Regions from separate parts of the Homo sapiens genome. Here region 2 is linked to region 1. The links are chromatin loops, found by intact Hi-C in ENCODE. Cell type or tissue: PC-3. All regions are shown on one strand.

Region 1 (8,000 bases):
GAATCTGTAACTATGATTATATATCTGTCTATTGCTCTTTTTTGATCTCTTCATTTTGCTTTATGTGTGTGTGTGAATTTTTTTTTTCTTTAGAGACAAGGCCTTGCTCTGTCACCCAGGCTGCAGTGCGGTGGCATGATCATAGCTCACTGCAGCTTCAGACTCATGGGCTCAGTTGATTCTCCCACCTCAGCCTCACAAATAGTTTATATAATTTGATAATGTGTTTCTAAGTTCATAAAAGCTTAGGAATGTTTTGTCTCTTGTTTAGTTAACCCCTTTTTATTTTTAACAGTCTTTTTTATCTCCAAGACTATTTCTTTCCTTAAGGCATAATATATTAATTAGGCCTTCATTAGTATATCAATTTTTAATAAATATAATTTATATGAATAGCATATTAATAGTTAAGTAATAAATATATTAATATATCCAGGTCAGGTTTCAATATAGTAATATATCCATGTCAGCCCATTTGTATGTGATATAACACTATTAATTCTTTTAATTTCAAGCAACCTGGTGCCCAATTTGTTTTTACTTTTATTGTATTTTTATAATTGACACATAATTACTGTGCATATTGATGGGGTACATAGTAATGTTTCTATATATAATGTATAGTGAAGAGATCAGGGTAATTAGCATATCCGTCATTTCAAATATTTATCATTTATTTGTGTGGGAACATTTGATATCCTTCTAGCTGTTTGAAACTATTACTTTTAACTATAGGCATCCTACAGTGGTATAAAACACTAGAATTTGTTCCTCCTATCTAGATATAATTTAAAGTGTGTCTCTTTTAAGAAGCATAAACATGTCATATTTATGTAGTCTGATAATCTTTGACTTTTAATTGGAGTGTTTATTCTGCTTAAATTTACTATAATTCTTAATATAGTTGTATCTAAGTCTACTATCTGCTATTATATTTGTCCTATCTTTTGAAAAATAAACTTTTAAATTTGGAATAATTTTAGACTCACAAAAAATTTGTGTGGGCACAGAGAGTTTCTATATCTGACCTTTAGCTCAGTGTCCCGTAATGTTGACATCTTACATACTTGTAGTATATTTGACAAAACTAAGAAATTAACATTGGTACATTGCTGTTAACTAAACTCTTGTCTTTATTCAGATTTCATCAATTTTCCAATAATGTCCTTTTTTCTATTCCAGGATCCAATTCAACATACCACATTGTATTTAGTCCCCATATCACTTTTGTCTCCTTTAATCTGTGACAATTTATTGATTTTGTCTTGTTTTTCATGACCTTGACAGGTTGAAGAGTACTTATGAGGAGTTTTGTAAAACGTCCATCAGTTTTACCACCATAAAAATCAGTTCAGATTTTTATGATGTCCTTGTTGTGATTATACAAAGGTTATGCATTTTCTGGAAGAATATAAATGGAGTGGAAGTGTCCTTCCATCACATTATATGAGGGGGTGCGTAATATTCACATGCCATAATTGGTGACAGTAACCTTGATCACTTGGTTAAGATTGTCTGCCAAATTTCTCCACTGTAATTTTTTTTTCCTTTTTCTTAGTCTTTTCTTTGGAAGCCAGTCACTAAGTCTAGCTACACGCACCTGGAGAGGGGAATTAAGCTTCACCTTCGGGAAGGAGGAGACTATACTCATATTATCAGCAATTCTTCTGTAAAGATGTGTCTCTTCTGCCTTTGATCCATGTGTTGGTTTATTCCTCCATTTCTGTCTTCTTTTGTATTAGTCGGGTATTTTCTATTACACTATTTTATGTCCTTTTTAGATTAAGTCCAAAATTTTGCATTTTCCTTTTAGTTGTTGCCCTACAAATTACAACATTTGTTCTTGCTACAATTTTTTTCTTAATACTTTCTCTAACAATTGAAGAGATATGTTATAGTCTAAACCCACTTATCTCCCAACCTGTCTTTTGTGCTATTTTTGTCATATATTTTACATTACAGTATCTCAATAGGTCATTTTTTTTAATATCACAATTCTTTTTAGTTCTAAGGCAGAATCAACTTTTCTACCTTTTGCTCCCAACCTTGTTAAACGGGAAAGAATTGCATAAGTATTTGAGAAACCGTTTACCAAAAGCATCTAGCAGATCTAGCAGACGCCCATGTTAAAATATCAATAACATTCAAAAATTTGTAAAGAACTAGTTTTGAATAACAAATTGGTCAATGTGAAAAACAGCTAAATGTTATACAAAATTAGAATTATCAAAGTGGTTGGGGGGTAGTATGTACTTTCTAAAAGCATCGGATAGTCCGTTTTGAATAAGAGAAATATAAGGGAAGTGACAGCTAGAAGCAGGCACAGATTTAGATAGAACCTGCAGCCTAACTGTATAACACCTTGGGTGCCTGGGAAGAACTAAAAGTCAAGAAGAATTTTTTGAAAAACCACATAAGCCTTTTTTTTCATAAAACTTTTATTATCATGTCATTTGTACAAATGTAACAGTAATGATAAATTCTCTTTTCCAAGGGAAAGAGAAACGCTGCAGAATGGACATTAAACAAGGCATTATGCCCTACAAGCAAGACATAAAATGTCTAAGGGAAACTTCAGCATAAAAATGTTGAACACATAATGTGAGATAATTTGAATAAATAACAACTGACATTCTTTTTTTAAAAAAAAAGTATAAAAAATAGATGTGTACATACATTCCCTTACCCTAACAGTGATCCACTAATTGCTTGCATTTCAATCCCCCCACCCTCCAGTTCCCCACCCTGTCATTTATCAAGGTGGCTGACACATTATGGTCTCCCACTAAATATTAGTTTAATGACACATTTAAAACCCATCATATTCCAATTAAATAATCAGGACTGAGCTATGTTTGATGAAACACACTCACATCTTTAAATAACAGCATGTAAAATATTAAAATACAAGCTTTCAAAAATAAATACATAAATAAGTAGAACCCTCGTAAGAAATAGTCAAACACATTAAGTCCTTTCCAGCTGTCCCTAGAAAGCTGCTGTTCTCTTTTTCATTTTCAGCTCTGGTAAGGGCAGGGACCACCCTGCAGGAAGTGTCAATGATACGCTGATAAGCTTCTTACTTCTCTCCTGTCAGTTGGTGCTCCCCCTGTGATGAGAAAAGGGTTACTGTTGCAGGTGCTAAGGAAGGCTGCTCTTCTGTCACTCTGAAGTTGCTTGGAGGGATGTCCCCATGCAGACTCTCTCCCAGCCCTCCACTCAGGGAAGGTCTGTCTGTACCCACTGCCTTCTATAGCAGAAAACTTGCACTCCTGAATGCTTTTTTTTTTTTTTTCAAGAAAGAAGTGGCTGTGGACTCAACTAGATTCTTGGTTTGAAAAAGCCAAAACATATTGGTCACTGATTGTCACATTGGGTTAGAAATGTCCATTCATGATCTCCCTTAAGCTGCACACAACCCTATGAAATAACTACCATTATCTACCCTATTTTGCTAAAGCTCAAAGAGATTAAATAACGTTGACAGGGATCCTAGCCTTGAACTCACTGAAGGTGTTACTGCAAAGTTTCTGCTCTTCACCAAGAAGGCTTACAGGCCCAAAGTGCCCAAACCAGACATTGCATTTTTCAGGTCTGAAGCCCATTAGGGACTGAGGTAAACGTCCCAAAACAGGCAGGGGGCATTTTGGCATTGTTAGTCAAATTTACTTAGTATTCTAGAAACCCACATTTACCCTCCCAGGGGTTAGGCCTGGAAATGGAAGACACTGAAATACTGAAATATCCTCTGGCACCAGAGCAGATTAATAACCTTAATGGCAACTTTAATTGTGAAAATAATAATCACAATTTCTAGTCCTTCAGCTAACTCTTGGGGTTCCCTGATTTTATTTTTAGGGGGCAGATGCCAGTATTTCTGACCAACGGCTCCAGTCGCCTGTGTATATGGAAATTACAACTCACTTGTTCAGTATCTTTTCGATGATTTTCTGAACCATGGGGGATGCGGGGTTGAGACAAGCTTTCTTCCCATTCTTGAGTGTGGCTCTGCAGAGAGAAGGGAATTCCGTGAGACAGGAGGTCGGGCTGGGGACAGGGTTGGGGCAGCGGGAGAGTCGGGGACCCCAGCGGTGGCAGCGGAAGCGCGGGGCGGGACTTACATGACTTCGGTTTGGGCGCAGTGGGGTCCGGGGGACCTTACATTCACACTTTGGATGTTCTTGAGGTGAATTCCCTGCAGTGTCTGCAAGCACTGGCAGCGCAGTTCAGTGACCACGGACGCTCCTAGGGAAGAATAGACTCGCTGATTGAGCGGGGCTGTCGGCGCGGGGCGCCCACCCCAGCCGCGTCCGGCCCGGGGACCCCAGGGCGCCGGGACCCACCTGCTGCGCGCCGGCTGGCGGCCACCAGGAGCAGGAGCAGCAGCGCCACCCGCAGGAGCCGGGGATTGCTGGGGGCGGCGGAGAGCGTGGCGTGGGCCATGGGGCTCAGCAGACGCGTCGGGAAGCTGTGCGAGAAGCGGGAGAGCTGGCGGGGAGGTGCCTGCGACCCGGGCTGTGTGGCTCCCCAAGATCGGCGAACCCTTTTTATGCATGGTTGAGACTGGAAAGCCCGGAGCGGCCGGGCCAGGGAAATTCCCGGAGCTCCAGATCGATCCGGAGTCCCGAAGGAAGGCGACGGCCCCGCCCCCGGGGTGGAGTCGGATACGGGTAGGGGGAGCCCACTGGTGACGCCTACGCCTCGCCCTCCAGAGTAACCCCCGTGCACTCTGGGACTTTGGGATATTCATTTTCTGCCCCAAATTCCTGGAGAGGCAGTGAGTCCACCTCGCTGAAGATACAGCCTGTGAGGGGGGACCTTAGGTCCCCGATGACCCCCCGCGTACGGGGTAGGGTTGGAGGAAAGAGCTGGGGGGACCCGTGAGAACCAGGACAGGAAAGGCACGACTTCTTTAGAGGAAGAGAGCTTTGTCTCCTTAGTTATCAGATTTGCTGGGGACCCGGAGACAGGCGAGTTTTCCCTCAGCTATCCTCTCTCTATATAGTCTATCCTCTATGTTAACCTCCCGGTCTCTGCCTCTCTCATTTTCGGTTTAGCGTTATTTCATGTACATCTAACATCATGCTCTCTGTGAAAGTACAGCCATCGTCTCGGATTCCAGAGAAGAATGTTCTACTTGTTCCTTGTTTTGCATATTCTCTAATCACACTTAGAATACCTTGTTTACGTTTTCCATTTGGTGGCAACAGATTATCAGTGTCAAAATTTGAATTCAGTGTTAGTGTCCGTGGAAGCCAGGGCTGTATAACATGACCTCTTCTTTTGTATCCTGCATAACGTCCTTCCTCCCTCTGAAATGTTGGAACTTCCTAAATCCCCTGGAGACCTTCTCCCAGTGGGAGGGATTCAGATTTGATCTAGAAATATGACACTGGCTGTCACTCTGAAGCTGTGGAGGGGCTGGGTCCAGCAGGATCATGGGCTCAATGTTTCTGGTTCTGTCTTTGCGAATGACACTAGAGAGTAGGTACCTGGTGTGCAAACACCATTCCCACTGAAGGAGCAAACAGCTGCCTGCTGATGACATTTAAACACCAGATCACACATAAAATCACATTTCATTTACTATAGAATTTTCTGGTATTCAGCACTGGGGGATCTTTCTCTGGAAACATTAACAGGGCACTTTTTTTTCTCGTCTGGATTTTCAGTCTTTTAACCTGACACCTTTGTCCCTTTTTCTAGTTTTAGATAATGTATTTTGATTTGTCATTAGGTTTTAGAGGGTTTAAGTGTGATTCTACAAGTTGGTCTCAGACCTCTTTGAGACGTGGAGTAGGATGGAGGAGAGGAGAAAGGAATGGCATCTGCCTGAAGCACAGGGCTCTACACAACCCAGCTCAAGGGATAAGAGTCCTTGCCCCTAACCAAACACAGAGCGTGCAACTGTGCTGCCTGTATTTAGTTGCAGAGTATCACTTGCAAGTTGTTAAGCCTCTCTGTGCCTAGCCCAAGGTGGTTATGAGAAATGAGTTAACATTTGTAAGAGACAACATGGATTAAGTGCCTTATTAATGGTTGTTAAATAAATAAAATGGACTATTTCCATTTTTAAAAGGCTATTTCTTTCCCGACATTGCCTGAACAAAAACTCAGCCTGCTATGAATTCTGTAAAGGAAAAAAGAAGAATCTAATGGAAAGTTTTACTCCCCAGTGTTTTTCACATTTAAAATTTTCTGTATCCCTTACTGCCACCCAACTCTCCCTGTCTCTAACTGATATAAAGCAGTGTGAGTCCTTAAGAAATCAAAGCACATCCTAGAAAGAAGAATGTTCATATAAACACCACAATCCCAGTTTCCAAAATGGTCTTGTAGTTACTGGTGCTCACGGGTATCTGTGATGTCATTACAATAATCTTGGACAAGGGATAGAAAGGTGTGCTAGAATGTCCTGTTACTTTAAAATAGACACTATAGGTAATATATATGCTCCATTCTTTTTCAATAATTTCCTCTCTCACATCTCCCTGACTACTTAAATTCCTTGAAAGAAAGGATAGATACAGAAAAAACATTGACCCAATGGAGGCCAAAATAGTGTCCCAAATGTCTTCTGCAGTTTCAAGCTGTAATAAATGCTGCAAACTTATAAATGAAAAATAAAGTTCAATTGGGAATTTATAAAAAACAAAAAAGTTAAATGTTTTTAATTTAGGAAGGCTTTCAGAAAGGAAGACACATCTGTACTTTACCAGGAGATGCACATAGATGGGAGGTCATTAAAAATTTGCTTGTTTTTCTTCAGCAAACATAAGGTAAATGATAAGAGCTTACAAGATTCTGGGTAAATGTGGAACATGCTGCTTTTTTATTTAATAACTTCATGCTATGGGCAAGTTAAACCTCTGCACCAGAGACAAGGGGCAGAGAATTTATTTAATGCTCTTCTAAGCATTTTACAAATATTGACTCATTCAATCTTCCAAACAATACTGTGAAGTAGATATTAATTGTTATCTTTATGGGACTTAATGGTTACAAACAAAGGAACTGAGGTACAGAGAGATTAAGTCACTTGCTTAACTTCATACATCCTTGAGGCTGGAAATCAAACCCAGAGAAAATGGCTCTTAACCATTAAACTATGGTAAAAATGCACTGTGATATATAATTAGTACTTTAAGGGGAGGAAGGATTTTTAAAAATGTATTTGTTCTTGACCTAGTTGAATAGCTTAAATTTACATATTTTAAAATGAAAATACATCAAAACGATAATATATCTTTGTAGTTTTGTTTCACTAACAGCATAACTCTCTCCTGTGGCATTGATGTAGCTCATTATCTTTCCTTAAGGTGCCCAATTCTGAAGAATAAAATAGGCACTTTTCCATGGAGAAAGCTGACAAACTACTTCTTTAAAAAAATGGTGAAGATAAACGTCTTCAGTGTGATGTCATATGGATATCATGTACCCACTTGATATGATGTCATAAGAATGGCATAAGCAGGATGCCTCTTTGGTACCACTTCCAAAAATTCATCACCCAAATCTAGTTATGATAAAAAACATTCTTCAAACTCATACTGAAGACTCCTAAAGCTAATCAGTACTCTTCAAAACTGTCAAGGTCATGAAAACAATAAAAGACTGAAAAACCATCACAGTCCAGAGGAAACTGGAGAAGTGACAACTCATTGCAGTGTGGTAGTTTGGATAGGATCCTGGGACAGAAAGATGATATTAATGGAAAAGCTGGTGAAACACAACTTAGTCTGGAGTTTAGTTAAAAGTAACGTGTCATTGGTGGTTTATTAGCTTTAACAGACGTTCCGTGCTGTTGTAAAATGTTCACTGTCAGGGAAAAAGGATGAAGGGCACACAGACACTGTATTATCTTTGCAATGTTTGTAAATTGAAAATTGTCCCAATTAAGTTCATTTTTTTCTAAGTTTATTTTTCTAAATCCATTTAGAATACCACCAAAATGAAATCAGGGCATGTGCATGTTTTACCTGCTAGCTTTCTAGACAGGA
Region 2 (8,000 bases), 360 kb before region 1:
GTCAGAACCTGTGAGTCAGGTTCAGGGTAGCTGTCACCTTCCTATATTGTTTCCACTTAATGACACCACTCTTTCCCCACCATTTTCTTTGAAAGGCCAAGGAGCTATTGGGAAAACTCTCAAGACTTGAGAGCAGGCTCCTGAAAGGAGTCAGTAACTTGCCTGAGTCCATGTAGAACTGAATTTCTGCACAGCTGCTTGGACTGCCTTAATAATAGCCAAATTTAATGAGCATTTTACTGTGTGCTGGAACCTTACCTGCATTATCTTGCTTAACCCTCATAACAGCCTTTTGGAATAGGACTTTCATTACTTATATTCATTGGAAGAAGCTAAAGAAAGGTTTATAATTTGTGCAAATAAAGTAAAGAGAGGTGAATAATAAGTCCAAATCAGCACAACTCATAAGCACCACTGTGTGCTCTGAACACTCTGTGATGTGAGATGCAAGAACTTTGTGCCTGATAATTGTTGTCCCTCTGAGTCCTGTAGGATGCCTATATTTTTGAAAGCAAAAGGAGTAATGCCTGCTAAACTTTGCCTTTTTCTTCTTTACAGACTCACTAGCTGAGTTTTTCACATTGCCTGCCAGTAGACACTTTGGCTGACCTCAAAGGGCAGCCAGCTGGACACAGATTTTCAGGAAGGCACAGAGCAGTTCTGATCCTTGCCTAGCACTTCCCTTGAGCTTTTATAAATGGAACTTGATATGCCTATCCTGGAGGACTTTGCAACCGGGTAAAACTAAAGACCACACATACAAATCTGCCATACGTGTTTAGAGACTCCTGACAGAGTTTCTATTTCATGACTCACTTGGGAAATATGGAGCACCTTTGTAATATGCTGGGTCTGGAGCCAGAAAGGATGTGAAGGGAATCTGAGACACTGTCCTCTGACAGGTGTTTCTGCTACTATGTGTTTGCTAACGTATTGGTGGTAGTCACGCGGAAAAGTGTGCCATGCTCCAGTAAGTTTGTGAAAGTCTGTGTAATATTAAGTTAAACAAGTTTCTTCAGAGCCTTTATTTGCTGTTGTTCATAGTGAATTGCTAAGTATTAAGGGAGCTCAAATGACTCTAAAATCATTTTTTTATTGGAGCATCTTGTGGGACTACTTTCCTTTAGAATACATTTTCACAAACCCTGGTAAAAATGCTTTAGCACGTAGGCTCAGGGATAAAGCCAGGCTCTGCCATTTAGGTGCTGTGTGACTTTGAGAAAGTGATTTCAACACTCTGTCCTACCTCTCTTTCATCATCAGTAAAATTAATGTCATAATGACATCTATCTTCTAAGGCCTTGCAAATATGCTCATGGTCAGCATCCAACAGATGTTAACTGTTATCTTTAAAAAATGGTACTTCAGTTTTAAATTTTGAGGTTAGTTTCTTCACCCCCATAGAATTTAATCTCCTCTCGTATTGTCATCTGCTGATATAGGAGGAAAAGAAGCCCTTAAAACAAAAAAAAAAATCAAATCATTGTTTCTGTGGTAGGTCATGTCCATCCTGCTATTGACCTAAAAATGTAAGCATTAAGATCAGTAAGAATTTTCTTAAACGAGAAGAGAGGTCCATGTGGTTCTTCTCCCAGCCTACATACAGTTCGTGTTATAGGTCTGTAATTCTGAGTTCTCAGGACCTGGGAATTTCTCACCAGGGGCTCAAATTTTCTTCCATGAGAAGGCTGTCTAGCAGGGCTGCCTAGGTAGGCAGAGACTGAAGCCCTCCTCAGTTGCTCCTTCTTCTGAGAACTCTGCAAGCCAAGGTCTAGACACTGCAGTTCCAGACATCAAATTGGCACTTTGTTTTAGAAAAAAGATCACAGATTGTTTTAGAAAAAAGAGGACAAATCAAGGGATGTCAAGCTGTTGGTAAAAATATTAAAAACTGTGGCAAATGAAATGAGGAGGTAGCCATGGGACTATAGGTAGATAAATACCACTTATTCCTTCAAAATCATCTTTAGTGCTTAAAACTCATCTTCCTTCCACCATGGCCTAAGCAAAATCCCCCATGTTACAACCAGTATTACAGCAGCAATAACGGCAACCACGGAAGTGAAGGTGAGGTGGTGGTATTGTATAAGAAAGGGAATATATCATTCACACAGGAGAGCCCAGCAATTCCTGTTTCCCAATCCACGGGGAAAGGAGAAGGGGTAGGAAGTCTCCAAAACTCTCATCCCTGGAGATATCGATTTAGATAGCATCTATGGAATTGTTAAATCAAGATGAGACTGAAGCTGCCTCCTTACATAGTTAAGTTCGGCCTAAAGATTTTTCTGTACATTGTGAACTATAACAAGCGGAGTTGTAAACCAACCGTAGCCCACAACTATGCCAATCACTGGGTTTTGGTTAATCAAATGCACCCAACTACTCAAATCCTGGTCAAATAAGGCAACTGGAGAACTTTATCCAATCCACTTGTTTCTCTACTTCACCTCCTTTTTCTGTACCTCACTTTCCTTTTGCTGTCCATAAATCTCCCACCATGTGCCTGTGCTGGAGTCTCTCTGAATCTGCTGTGATTCTGGGGGCTGCCCAATTCGTGAATCGTTCATTGCTCAATTAAACTCCTTGAAATTTGATTAGGCACCCGGGGGCAGTGGCTCACACCTATAATCCCAGCACTTTGGGAGGCCAAGGTGGGTGGACCACCTGTGGTCAGGAGTTCGAGACCAGCCTGATCAACCTGGTGAAACCCTCTCTCTACTAAAAATACAAAAATTAGACAGGTGTGGTGGTGGGCGCCTGTAGTCTCAGCTCCTCGGGAGGCTGAGGCAGAAGAATCGCTTGAACCCAGGAGGCGGAGGTTGCAGTGAGCCAAGATGGCACCACCGCATTCCCTCCTGGGAAACAGAGCGAGACTGCCGAAAAAAAAAATTGGTTGAAGTTTTTCTTTTAATAGGATTTAGGCAGCATACATGATGCCAGCCTGCAACTATACCAGCCATAAGTGGAGTTGATTACATAGAGTATTCGGGGGGTGGGGGAGTGGGGATGAAAAAGAGTGGGAAGACAGCAGGAATATATTGAAAGTGAAAAGTTGACAAAATTAGTAGAACTTCAGGATTGGTTAGTTATTGAAGGTCAGAGGGAGTAGTGAAGAATAATTCTGTTTCATGGACTCTGTTGGTTGGATTCTAATGTCATCAAAGGAGAAAGAGTAAGTTCGGAGAGGAAATAATGAGGTCAGATTAAAACTGCACTTTGGCTGTTGGCTATTCATTCCTATTGATCATACAATGTTAAGTTTATTAAAGCACTATCCATTTTTAGTGATATCTCAAAATGCTAAATTCAGGCAAGGAGTTTATAGCATTTCAGGACCTGGGCTAAGTGATTTTAAGGCAGGTTCTGCAAGGAGGGTAGTAGAGATGAGTGAGGACAGTGAAGCAAAAGTCTTGAAGCAAGTCTGGATGAGAAATTATTTAGTCTTCATAAATAAGCTGTCTGGCTCACAGCCTTAAATTTCAGGAAAGGGTATTTCCTGGATGAAGCAGATAAATTATTTTGCTTGGCCCAGTATTATTTAATATATACACGCAAAGAGTATATGCAGCCCCATGACCCCCTGTAGTTTAATGCAGGGACTAAGGAATTATCAAGATGTGAATGGAACATTCAGGCAGATGAGTTCACCAGGCTATCTAGAAACTAGGCGTGGAAATGGAAATAATGATTTCAAGTCGCCTGAACAGAACATACTTTCTGACTCAAGCAGGAACTCAATAAAATACCTTGCAAATCTCCTCTGAGGGGGTATTCTATCAAGGATCATTCAGGAGACTAAAACTTGGGAATGCTCCCAGAATGTTAGTCACTTGCATCCAAACCCAAGAGGGAAGGATCAAGTCAACATGATCTTCTTCCTCTTCTCGTTTTATTCTCTTTGGGATCTCTCAAGCTAAGAAATTACACTGCACATTTCTTGTGACCTCCAGCAGAGCTTGAGGAAGAGAAGAATATCTAAATAACTGTTAGATTTATTCATATTTTGAAAGTTTTATCAAGCTTCCTGAACTTGACCAGTTAAGCTAGACTGACAAAACCAAGGTTGGAATTTTTTATAAAGGAGGGATGGAGAGATGCAGGTCATTATATATATCAGCTACCTCCTCATCGAGCCTCTATCCCTAAACTTTAGCCACTGCTTCACTATCAGAACAATTAAAGATTTAAAACACACCTTATAAATGTTCCTTCTAGGAAAATTACAGGTTTATAGTCATCTCCAGAAAATAAGGAACAAATATGCTTTTACATTGTCCATGATCTGTAATTGTTTTTTGAGATGAAGCCATTTTCAAGCCTTTGGAAGGGATAGCAGAGGAAAAACCAGGTGGCAGAAATGACCTTGACTATTTTTCCACCTGCCCAGTGTTTTAGCTTGTTTTAAAGGATGATCAAATGTATTGGATGTATTTAATTAATGCATTCAACAAATTAGACAGGTGTGTGTTTTTTAGACACCTACTATATGCCAGCAGTATTATAGGATCTGGGATACAACAATGGACAAATAAATGTCTCTGCTCTTCTAGAGCTTGCATTCTAGTCACAGACACAAGCAAAAAATAAAAACAAATGAATATATTTGGATAAGTATATATGTTGGGAGTTACCAGGGCTGTGAAAAAAATATAGCTGAGGAAGAAATACACATTCATAGGAGAATGCTTATCTTAAAAGGAGGGAGGTAGGCCTCTCATTCAATATTTGAGCTCAGACTTGAAGGAAGTGAGAGAGAGAGCATGCATATATATATCTGGGTGAAAAACATTCCAAGCAAAGGGAACAGCAAATGTGCAAATGCTCTGCAGCGACTCTCTGTGTATTAATGGCATGTTAATAGAAGGAAATGGGCTCTCATTTCCACTTAAGTAGTAATATCTGGTGGCAGTGCTGTGGGACTAGCCAGGGTTGGTATAGAATACACCAAAGAGGGTATTGGTAGAAACCTAGGTGGAAACTAAGTGTCCATCAATGGATGAATGAATACAGAAAATGTGGTATATATACACAACGGAATACTATTCAGCCATAAAGAAGAATGAAATCCAGCCTTGGTGACTACATGGATGAACTGTTAAGTGAAATAAGCCAGGCACGGAAAGACAAATACTGCATCATCTCACTTATATGTGGAATCTTGAAAATTTGATCACATAGATGCAGAGTGGAGTGGTGGTTACCAGAGCCTGGGGGTGGTGGGGGTAGGGGGAGATGTTGGCCAAAGGATACATACTTACAGCAGGATAGAAAAAATAAATTTCAAGGGATCTACTATAAAGCAAGGTGACTATGGTCAATGATTATATATTATGTTCTTGAAAAATCTAGAGTATATGTTATATGCCCTTACCACAAAAATAACTACGTGAAGTAATGCACATGTTAATTAGCTAGATTTGACAATTCCACAACGTATATGAACTACAAAACATCATGTTGTGCACTATAAATGCATACAGTATTATCTGTCAATTAAAAAATAAAAGAAAAAAAGGGTTTTGAATTTACGTAAGTATGCAAATCCAAGCATACTCATTTGAGACCATGATGTACACTGCAAAAGTCTTTTTTCTTCCACTGACCTACTTACCAAAAGATCTCTGTGCTGTCCCAGATTTCAGACTTTCAGGCTTAAACATGTTGTCTGGGTTCTGACCATTTCAAAACCGCTTTATCACTGGCTTCAGTCTCCTTATAGACACATATTCTCTACATGTTTTTTCTTTCAGTTAATCTAACCTTGGTGCAAAGATTTTCTCTCTGTATATGAACTAACTCTGCTGCCCCAAGGTTTCCTCCATATATAAGAATATAAAGTGCATTTGATGAAAGTAAAGGTTTTGAATCAAAGGGTATAATTTAGAAAATTTAGGGCATTCAAAACTGTCCCCCTCTCCTGCCTTCTGAAAGAGCTCAATGTGTGTTACTAAAGAATGAGGGAAACTGTTTCTAACTGTAGAAATAAATCCACTATGTATAATAAATCCACAATATTGAGAAACAACTCTGCATGCTGTTGTCTAAGGTCAAGCTAAAGCTTCCCAGGAATTGGAATCTCAATAAATATTGGTTACATTGAACAGAACTTTGGCAGATTTTCTACTCTTTGTGTTGCATTTTTGGCAAATAATATTTTTTAATAAGTACCTCCAGTAAATAACAGCAACATTTGGGACAATTTTGTAAATGAGATACTTATTAAAAATATATAATGTCTTTGTTATTCTCTTAGTAACTCAGTGTAGATATAATCTTAATTTACCACCTAGGAAAGCTCTACTGCAATGACTCATTCCTTTTTAGAGCTTAATGGAACCCAAAAGATTCCTATGCTTATTTTGCATCCAGAGATATGAGCTCCAGAGAAGTTATATAGGGTTAGAAAACAAGTTCCTGATTCTCAGGCTGGGTTTTTTTTTCATTACAACATTCTGCCCTTCATGGATTCCCGTGATTGCTTCATAGTCCAGAAGCATCTTACCTTTTCTTGAGCAGAAAATAGAGAGAGAAAACATACAGCAGTAAATCTGAAATTCTGGAGAGAACAAATTTCTTTTTACTAAACCTTTGGATCATAATTTGGCCCAAGGCTGAGGCTAGATATAAGATGATATCCTGGTGTTACAAACAAATAGTTATTTCAGACAAACAAAAGATGCCTGCTTTTCTTTCTTACTATATTGACTACCTGGGTTGTTCTTTGACCGAACTTGTTTTGTCATCAGATAGAACTTGACGAGCTTTTCTAACTTATGATCAATCTGAGTGGAGCTCTTCAACAACTGGCTCAGAGTTCTGTGGAATGACAGAATAATAGCTCAGTTCATATTTTAAGCATAGTAAATAATTTCTTTCTTACTAGTCACATAAAATGACTGTTCATTATTCTTTTATTTGCATTGGGTAATAAGGTAACAAAGCTGCTATTCATGTCGGCAATCGTTTTTCTACAGACAAAAGAACACATCTTAGGTAAATAGAAACCTCTCTGCTCCAAAAACAAATGCAAAGATTTTGATTCATAGCTTTGACTGAAGTCTTATAAAGGGTAACTTTTAATATATATGACTCATAAATAACAAATATACATTAAAAAATGAGACAGAGAAATTCCCCAATCCTAAGGTGGGCCTTGGTAATGTATAGTACTATTTTATATGCAAAGTTCAATGAATGATTACTTAAATCTCCCCCTCTCCTTCTCCACTGGTCTCTTTTTCAAAAAAAGAAGTTTTGATTCCTCAGATGGAAATAGACTCACAGCAATCAGGGGAAGTTGGGCAGTGTGGCAGTAGTTACAGAGTAAGCAATATTTTGATTTCATTTTTTTCTTGCTCAAGTATAAAATGTTAATACTCCTTGCAAAAAACCCCACAGTTATTACTTAACCCAAATCTACTATGGAAAATAATACTCATAATAAAAAGAAAACAAAAGCGTTTGCATAATAGTCATGATAAGAAAAATTAATAGGTGTCTCCATTGAACTCTGCCTGCACATGACTTGCATAGATCTCATTCAAGAATAACACTCAACTCTTTACTTTTTATTTCATATTAAACATTTGAATCTAGAACTGTTCTATTTGTCTTGAGATTATTATTTCTTGATTTCTTTTATTTTCTTCTCATTTTCTCCAAGCTTAGTCATCTTGATGAAAGTCAAGAGAGGAAAAAATTGACAAAATGAATTGTCACCACATTCTTTTAAAGAGTCTGCTACATGCCAGACTATTCTAGGGACCAGGAAAACCAGTGATCCTCACTCACTTTGAGTTTACATGGCATGGGCAGGCAACAGACAATAAATAAATGGACACAGTAATTATTTCATATAATAGGGGTTCATTTGGTTTGGGAATTCTGAAAACACCTCAGCTGGTGATGGTAGTTAACTGTAACTTGAAACCATGCGTAACTCTGGGGCCAGAGCATTCCAGGCAGAGCACAAGACTCTCCATCAGAAGGGAGATTAGCAT

The links. A loop is a pair of places that touch in the nucleus more often than their neighbours do. Peaks named below come from ENCODE experiments on the same cell type or tissue, not always from the same donor. Only the 100,000 strongest peaks of a DNase experiment are listed, where the experiment ranks them.
Region 2: it touches region 1 in a loop (3-fold over the local background); 3 of 110 quality-filtered maps call a loop at or near these places.

Annotation. Positions count from the first base shown.
Region 1 is chr4:74,034,169-74,042,168 of GRCh38, forward strand. CXCL3 (C-X-C motif chemokine ligand 3) reads right to left here and starts at 4,521. Exons shown (of 4, transcript NM_002090.3): 1 at 4,344-4,521; 2 at 4,122-4,245; 3 at 3,925-4,008; 4 at 2,421-3,109. The coding sequence starts at 4,443. The coding sequence ends at 3,094. It overlaps LOC105377275 (a long non-coding RNA gene), which reads left to right and starts at 4,777. Exons shown (of 2, transcript XR_938875.3): 1 at 4,777-6,779; 2 at 7,320-8,000. In PC-3, CTCF peaks have their summits at 4,408 (motif pointing left) and 4,614; a DNase peak (open chromatin) is centred at 4,613; H3K4me3 peaks cover 3,936 bases; H3K27ac peaks cover 3,860 bases.
Region 2 is chr4:73,676,326-73,684,325 of GRCh38, forward strand. No RefSeq gene overlaps it. Among named protein-coding and RNA genes, the nearest start is that of UMLILO, 30 kb to the right of the region's middle. In PC-3, no CTCF peak of the experiment used is centred here; DNase peaks (open chromatin) are centred at 36, 836, 3,766 and 6,936; H3K27ac peaks cover 8,000 bases.